Linked DNA regions of Homo sapiens: region 1 is linked to region 2. Evidence: read pairs that join two places in POLR2A ChIA-PET (ENCODE). Cell type or tissue: MCF 10A. All regions are shown on one strand. Links, peaks and the distances in the headings refer to the core of each region. The heading gives the core; the rest is flanking DNA. Region 1 has its middle 49 kb from the start of ZNF326. Region 2 overlaps LRRC8D (leucine rich repeat containing 8 VRAC subunit D).

Evidence for each region. Peaks named below come from ENCODE experiments on the same cell type or tissue, not always from the same donor. Only the 100,000 strongest peaks of a DNase experiment are listed, where the experiment ranks them.
Region 1: POLR2A ChIA-PET joins it to region 2 with 5 read pairs; 8 of 35 experiments call an interaction of 5 or more read pairs at or near these places.

Annotation. Positions count from the first base shown.
Region 1 is chr1:89,944,656-89,947,575 of GRCh38, reverse strand. No RefSeq gene overlaps it. Among named protein-coding and RNA genes, the nearest start is that of ZNF326, 49 kb to the left of the region's middle. In MCF 10A, for the core only: no CTCF peak of the experiment used is centred there; a DNase peak (open chromatin) is centred at 1,495.
Region 2 is chr1:89,889,134-89,892,053 of GRCh38, reverse strand. All of the region lies in intron 2 of LRRC8D (leucine rich repeat containing 8 VRAC subunit D), which reads right to left. Among named protein-coding and RNA genes, the nearest start is that of LRRC8D-DT, 69 kb to the right of the region's middle. In MCF 10A, for the core only: no CTCF peak of the experiment used is centred there; a DNase peak (open chromatin) is centred at 1,703.

The sequences.
Region 1 (2,920 bases), core at 114-2,613, 56 kb before region 2:
TTTTTTTTTTTTTTTTTTTTGAGACAGGGTCTCATTCTGTCACCCGAGCTAGAGAGCAGTGGTGCAATCTCAGCTCACCGCAACCTCCTCTCCTGGGCTCATACAATTCTCCTGCCTTGGACTCCCAAGTAGCTGGGATTACAGGTGCACGCCATCACGCCTGGCTAATTTTTATATTTTTAGTAGAGACGAGGTTTCACCATGTTAGCCAGGCTAACTCTCACTCTTAATTGCACCTCTGCAGAATGGCACCTGACAACAGATGGGGGAAGGGAGTAAGGGGTAGGGGCAAGAACAGAAAACAAAGCATGGATTGAATCATTTCTTGGTAGGGATCAAATACATCTGATTTACCCCAGAATCTAGCATGTTGCCTGGCTTATACGAAGTAAGAGCTCGATTAATATGTCTTGAAGAAATGACTGGCTTGACCATTCCCCTTATTCTGCTTTCCCAGTTTCCCCATTTCCAGCCCCCCCGCCCCACCTTTTTTTTTTTTGATACAACTGAATTCTAAAGGGCTTTTTTTAAAACAAAGAGTTAGTGGAGTGGAGGGTTGATATTTAATATAATAAAACAGCAAAAGTCTGCTCTATTTAAGTCCTGCATACCTCATGGTCTGTTACTAGGTTTAAAAATGCAACAGATTGAACTGAATCTTCAAGTAAAGTTGAGATCTCACAGTTTCCCAGATAATCCTTTATATCTCATCATTGTTTATATCTAACTGTGGATTGTAACTGGAAGTGTTAACATTGCAATGGGAAGGTTATATGAGTTGTGTTATCTTGTAACTTTATATGTGTTTACTCATTTAATCTACACAGCTGTGCTACAAGGAAAGTATCATCATTAACCCCATTTCACAGATGAGGAAGCAGAAGCTAAGGCTCATGTTAGGTAACATGCCTTTGAGGAGGCAGTTCCAGCAGCCACTATATTCTGCAGCTTCTCAGTTCCAACGACAAAGAGCTGGTGATTAAGCACTTTCTTTCATCCTTCCTTAGTAGACAAAGAGAGGGAGGAATGGTTAAAGATGCTCAATGCAAGCCTGGATGGATTGTTTCTTTTTGGTTTTTTGTTTGTTTTTAAATTTACTTACCACTCTATATCTCTGACCCCAAGTCCTTCAATTCTGTCCTCATTTACTGTGCTCCAGTATCACAGCATTCCAGCTTGCCTTTGCAACTTCAGATAAACTTCAGTATGTCTTCTGTATTAGTAGGCCCAGGCTGCCATCAGAAAATGCCATAGACTTACTTATAGTGTCTCTCTTTGTTACCCAGGCTAGAATGCAGTGGTGCAATCTTGGCTCATTGCAGCCTCAACCTCCTGGGCTCAAGTAACCCTCCAACCTCAGCCTCCTGAGTAGCTGGGACAACAGGCGCACACCACTGCGCTCAGCTAGTGTTTCTTAAATTATTTTTTGTAGAGATGGGGTTTCACCATGTTGCCCAGATTGGTCTCAAACTCCTGGGCTCAAATGACTCATCTGCCTCGGCCTCCCAAAGCATTAGGATTACAGGCGTGAGTCACTACACCTGGCTGTACAGTACTTTTAAAATGAGCATTCTGTCTAAAGTGCTCATTCTAAAAGTGCTGCAAGTATGCTTTGCTGTGACCAATGGTTTCATTTCCTAAACATTGTATATAACCATTTTTTTTCTAAGTTCTAGAGGAGCTGACCCTGATGAATAGAAGAAAAGATTATTTTCGTTTTGAAAATCATACCCTTAGTCATCTGTTCTGTAAACTTGGGCTTTTATGGATCATATATTTTAAAACTACGAACATAAGTATATTTCAAATGAATCCTCTGAAGAACGCAAATGACCAACTATTAATATCTGTGGTCACAGAGATGAATTTTCATCTTTTTTAATAGACTAAAAAGGTAGAACACTTTTAGTCCCAATGACCAGTCTAAGTTTCAAGTTAACAAAAAAGAGATACAAAATATTGGTCAGCCCAGAAGCAAATTCCTTATTCCCTGCCCAACGAAAACAGTCAACATTCCTTATTGAGGACTGCTGTGGTTTGAATGTGTACCCCAAAGTTTATGTATTGGAAACTTAATCCCCAATGCAACGTTGTTGAGAGGTGGAAACTTTAAGATGTGATTGGGTCATGGGAGCTCTGCCCTCATGAACAGTTGAATGCTGTTGTTGCAGTAGTGGGCTCCTGATAAAAGGATGAGGTTAGCCCTCTTTCTCTTGCCCTGGCTCTCCTGCTCTCTTGCGCTTCTGTCTCCTGCCATGGGATGATGCAGCACGAAGGTCCTTGCTGCAGGCACTTTGATATTGGACTTCCCAGCCTCCAGAACTGTGAAAAGTAAATTTCTTCATAAATTACCCAGTCTTTGGTGTTCTGTTATAGCAACACCAAGAAGGCTAAGACAAAGACTCAATAAATTACCCCAAGTCAGAGTTCCTTGCAGCTATTTGAAAATCTGTCTTCAGGTCTTTCGCCAGTAGGTCACTGGGTCTGACCCAAGTTCAGAGAACTTACTTACAAAGAATCATAGGCAACCCAAGAGGGTTCTTGGTATTACAATGTCTGAATCCCCTGATTTGCTAAGCAAAATACACAAAGTAATACATGTATGAAAAGATGTCTGTGAGATATTAAATCACCAGTGACTTGTCTTTGCTGTCTTTTGAGAGAAAGGCAAAATTAGTTCTTACTTGGGCAGTGTCCATTTCCTTATCTCTTGTATAATCTTGCATTTGAATAGCTTTATTTTCCAGGCTTAAATGATGGATACATCTCTCAAATATTATAGAAATATTATTAACGAAAACCACTTAAATGTATTAAACATTCAACATGCCAGGCATTGTCCTAAGCAATTCATGTGTTAACTCATTTAATCTACACAGCTATGCTGCAAGGTAAATATTATCATTAACCCCTTTTCACA
Region 2 (2,920 bases), core at 330-2,829:
TACACAGGCTCAAAACAAATTATTTCATTCAATAACAGTTTCTGAGCACTTATGATGTGATGGACATTATACATGGAACCGGAGATACAGAGATAAGAGACCAAAGTCTAGTATGGAGTGAGAGAACCCAGAGTTGTTAATACAGAGGGCAGGGGGATGATGACAGAGGGGCAAATGAAAGTTACAGGAACAAAGGGAAAGGAAAGGCTGGAGAGGGTGCTCCAGGAAATACAACTCTTGCAGACAGATGAGCTAATTAAGAAGGTGTTATAAAAGTGAAACCAAGAACTCAGCACTGTGCCAGGCACAAAGCAAGTCATAATAACAATGTTGGGTACCATTATAATTATAATCAACATTATTGTGGTTATCATTATTACTAAAAATGAATGCACCTTGACAGCTCTTTCTTAAAGCAGAATTCCAAATAATATATGTAGAGGAAATGATGGAAAGACAAAAATCACTGTTAGGCAAACATTACAGCAATAACTGTTGCAGGCACAAGACACTGATAAACACTAAAAGTAGTGAGCAAAAGTATGAGAAACAGGATATCTGCATAGTCTCAAAGTATCTCTCCACAAGATATTTATTACAAAAGAGAAAACAATAATTCTATAATGGAGTGGCAGACATCATCCTTACTAACAGATCACAGTTATCACCACCAGTAATAAAACATATCAGCATCACGTGCATCTTGATATGACGAACTTGGAAGAACACATAACTTATGTGGTACTCTTGCCAAAAATGCATAACCCCAATCTAATCATGAGAAAATACCAGAAAACCCAAATGGATAGACAAGGTACAAAGTAACTGGCCAGTATGCTTCCAAAGTGTTGATGTTATGAAAGACAAAAACTGAGGCCAGGCGCGGTGGCTCACGCCTGTAATCCCAGCCCTTTGGGAGGCTGAGGCGGGCGGATCACAAGGTCACGAGATCGAGACCATCCTGGCTAACACGGTGAAACCCCGTCTATACTAAAAATACAAAAATTAGCTGGGCATGGTGGTGGGCGCCTGCAGTCCCAGCTACTCAGGAAGCTGAGGCAGCAGAATGGTGTGAACCCGGGAGGCGGAGCTTGCAGTGTGCCGAAATCGCCCCACTGCACTCCAGAGTGATGACACAGCAAGACTCCGTCTCTAAAAAAAATAAAAAACAAAAAAAGAATGAGGAACTATCATCATGGCTTGGAGGAGACTAAGTACTATGTGGGATTCTGAATTGGATCCTGGACTAGAAAAAGGACATTAGTAGGAAAACTGGCAAAACTTGCATAAGGTTTCTAGATTGGTTAACAGTATTGTATAAATGCCAATTTCCTGGTTTCTAGAATTGTTCTACGGTATGTAAGGCATTAACATAAGGGAAGGTGAGTGAAGGGTACTGGAGAACTCTGTATTATTTTTGTGACTTCTTAAGTCAAAAGATAATTCCAAAACCAAAAATCAAAAATCAAAAACATGGATGTGCCTGAGCCAGGAACCAGAGATTCTGCCAGGAGATAAAGGGGATACGGAGAGGCTGACTCAGACATGAATTCTACATATTGAGCCTCCTAGGTTAAACCATGTCAGGAAAAAGACTGAATGAATGATATAGCATACAAAGCCTGGGGCTATAAATACCAAAAAGTTGGCTGTAACCAGGAAAATGTAGTGAGAACATCCCTGAATTAGTGGTTCTCAGGACAAAGTTGAACCTGTTCTTGATGACTCAGCTCCATTATCAAGAGCATCAATCAACACTTTTGTAACACGGAGGCCCCCAGGCTCCTAGGGTGTGGTATGCTGCCCTCTCCTACAATGTTTTTGGAATCCTCAAGGCTTTTATTTTATTTTATTTATTTATTTATTGAGACAGAGTCTTGCTCTGTCGCCCAGGCTAGAGAGCAGTGGCGTGATCTTGGCTCACTGCCAAGCTCCGCCTCCCGGTTTCATGGCATTCTCCTGCCTCAGCCTCCCAAGTAGCTGGGACTACAGGCGCCCGCCAACACGCTCAACTAATTTTTTGTATTTTTATTAGAGATGGAGTTTCACTGTGTTAGCCAGGATGGTCTCGATCTCCTGATCTCGTGATCCACCCACCTCGGCCTCCCAAAGTGCTGGGATTACAGGCATGAGCCACCGCATCCGGCCTATTTTATTTTATGTTTTTTTTTCAGACAGGGTCTCACTCTATTACCCAGGCTGAAGTGCAGGAGCACAATCTCGGCTCACTGCAGCCTCGACTACCCAGGCTCAAGCGATCCTCCTACCTCAGCCTCCCAAGTAGCTGGGACCACAGGCGCTCACCAAAAGAGCTGGCTAAATTTTTGTATTTTTAGTAGAGACGGGGTTTCACCATGTTCGCCAGGCTGGTCTCGAACCCCTGACTTCAAGTGATCCACCAGCCTCGGCCTCCCAAAGTGCGGGGATTACAGGAATGAGCCAGTGCATCCAGGCTGCCTTTTTTTTTTTTTTTAAACAAACATTTAAACAGTATAGTTTTAGATTTAGAGGAAATTTAAGTTACTGCCAGGAGTTACAATATACTCCACCCATTAATAATATCATACATTAGTCACAATTCACAGACCAATAAAAATATATTATCCACTAAAGCCCACACTTTTTGCAGATTTCCTTGGTCTTTACCTAATGTTCTTTTTCTGTTCCAGGATCCCATCCAGGATACCATATTACATTTATTACTCATATCTCCTTAGGTTCCTTTTGGTTGAGAGAGTTCCTCAGATTTTCCTTGTTTTTGATAACCTTGACAGTTTTGAGGAGTACTGGTCAGGTATTTTATAGAATGACCACCAACTGGAATTAGTCTCATGCTTTTCTCATGATTAGCCTGAAATTATAGGTTTCTGGGAGTAAGACCCCAGAAGTAAAGTGCCATTCTCATCACATCATATCAAGC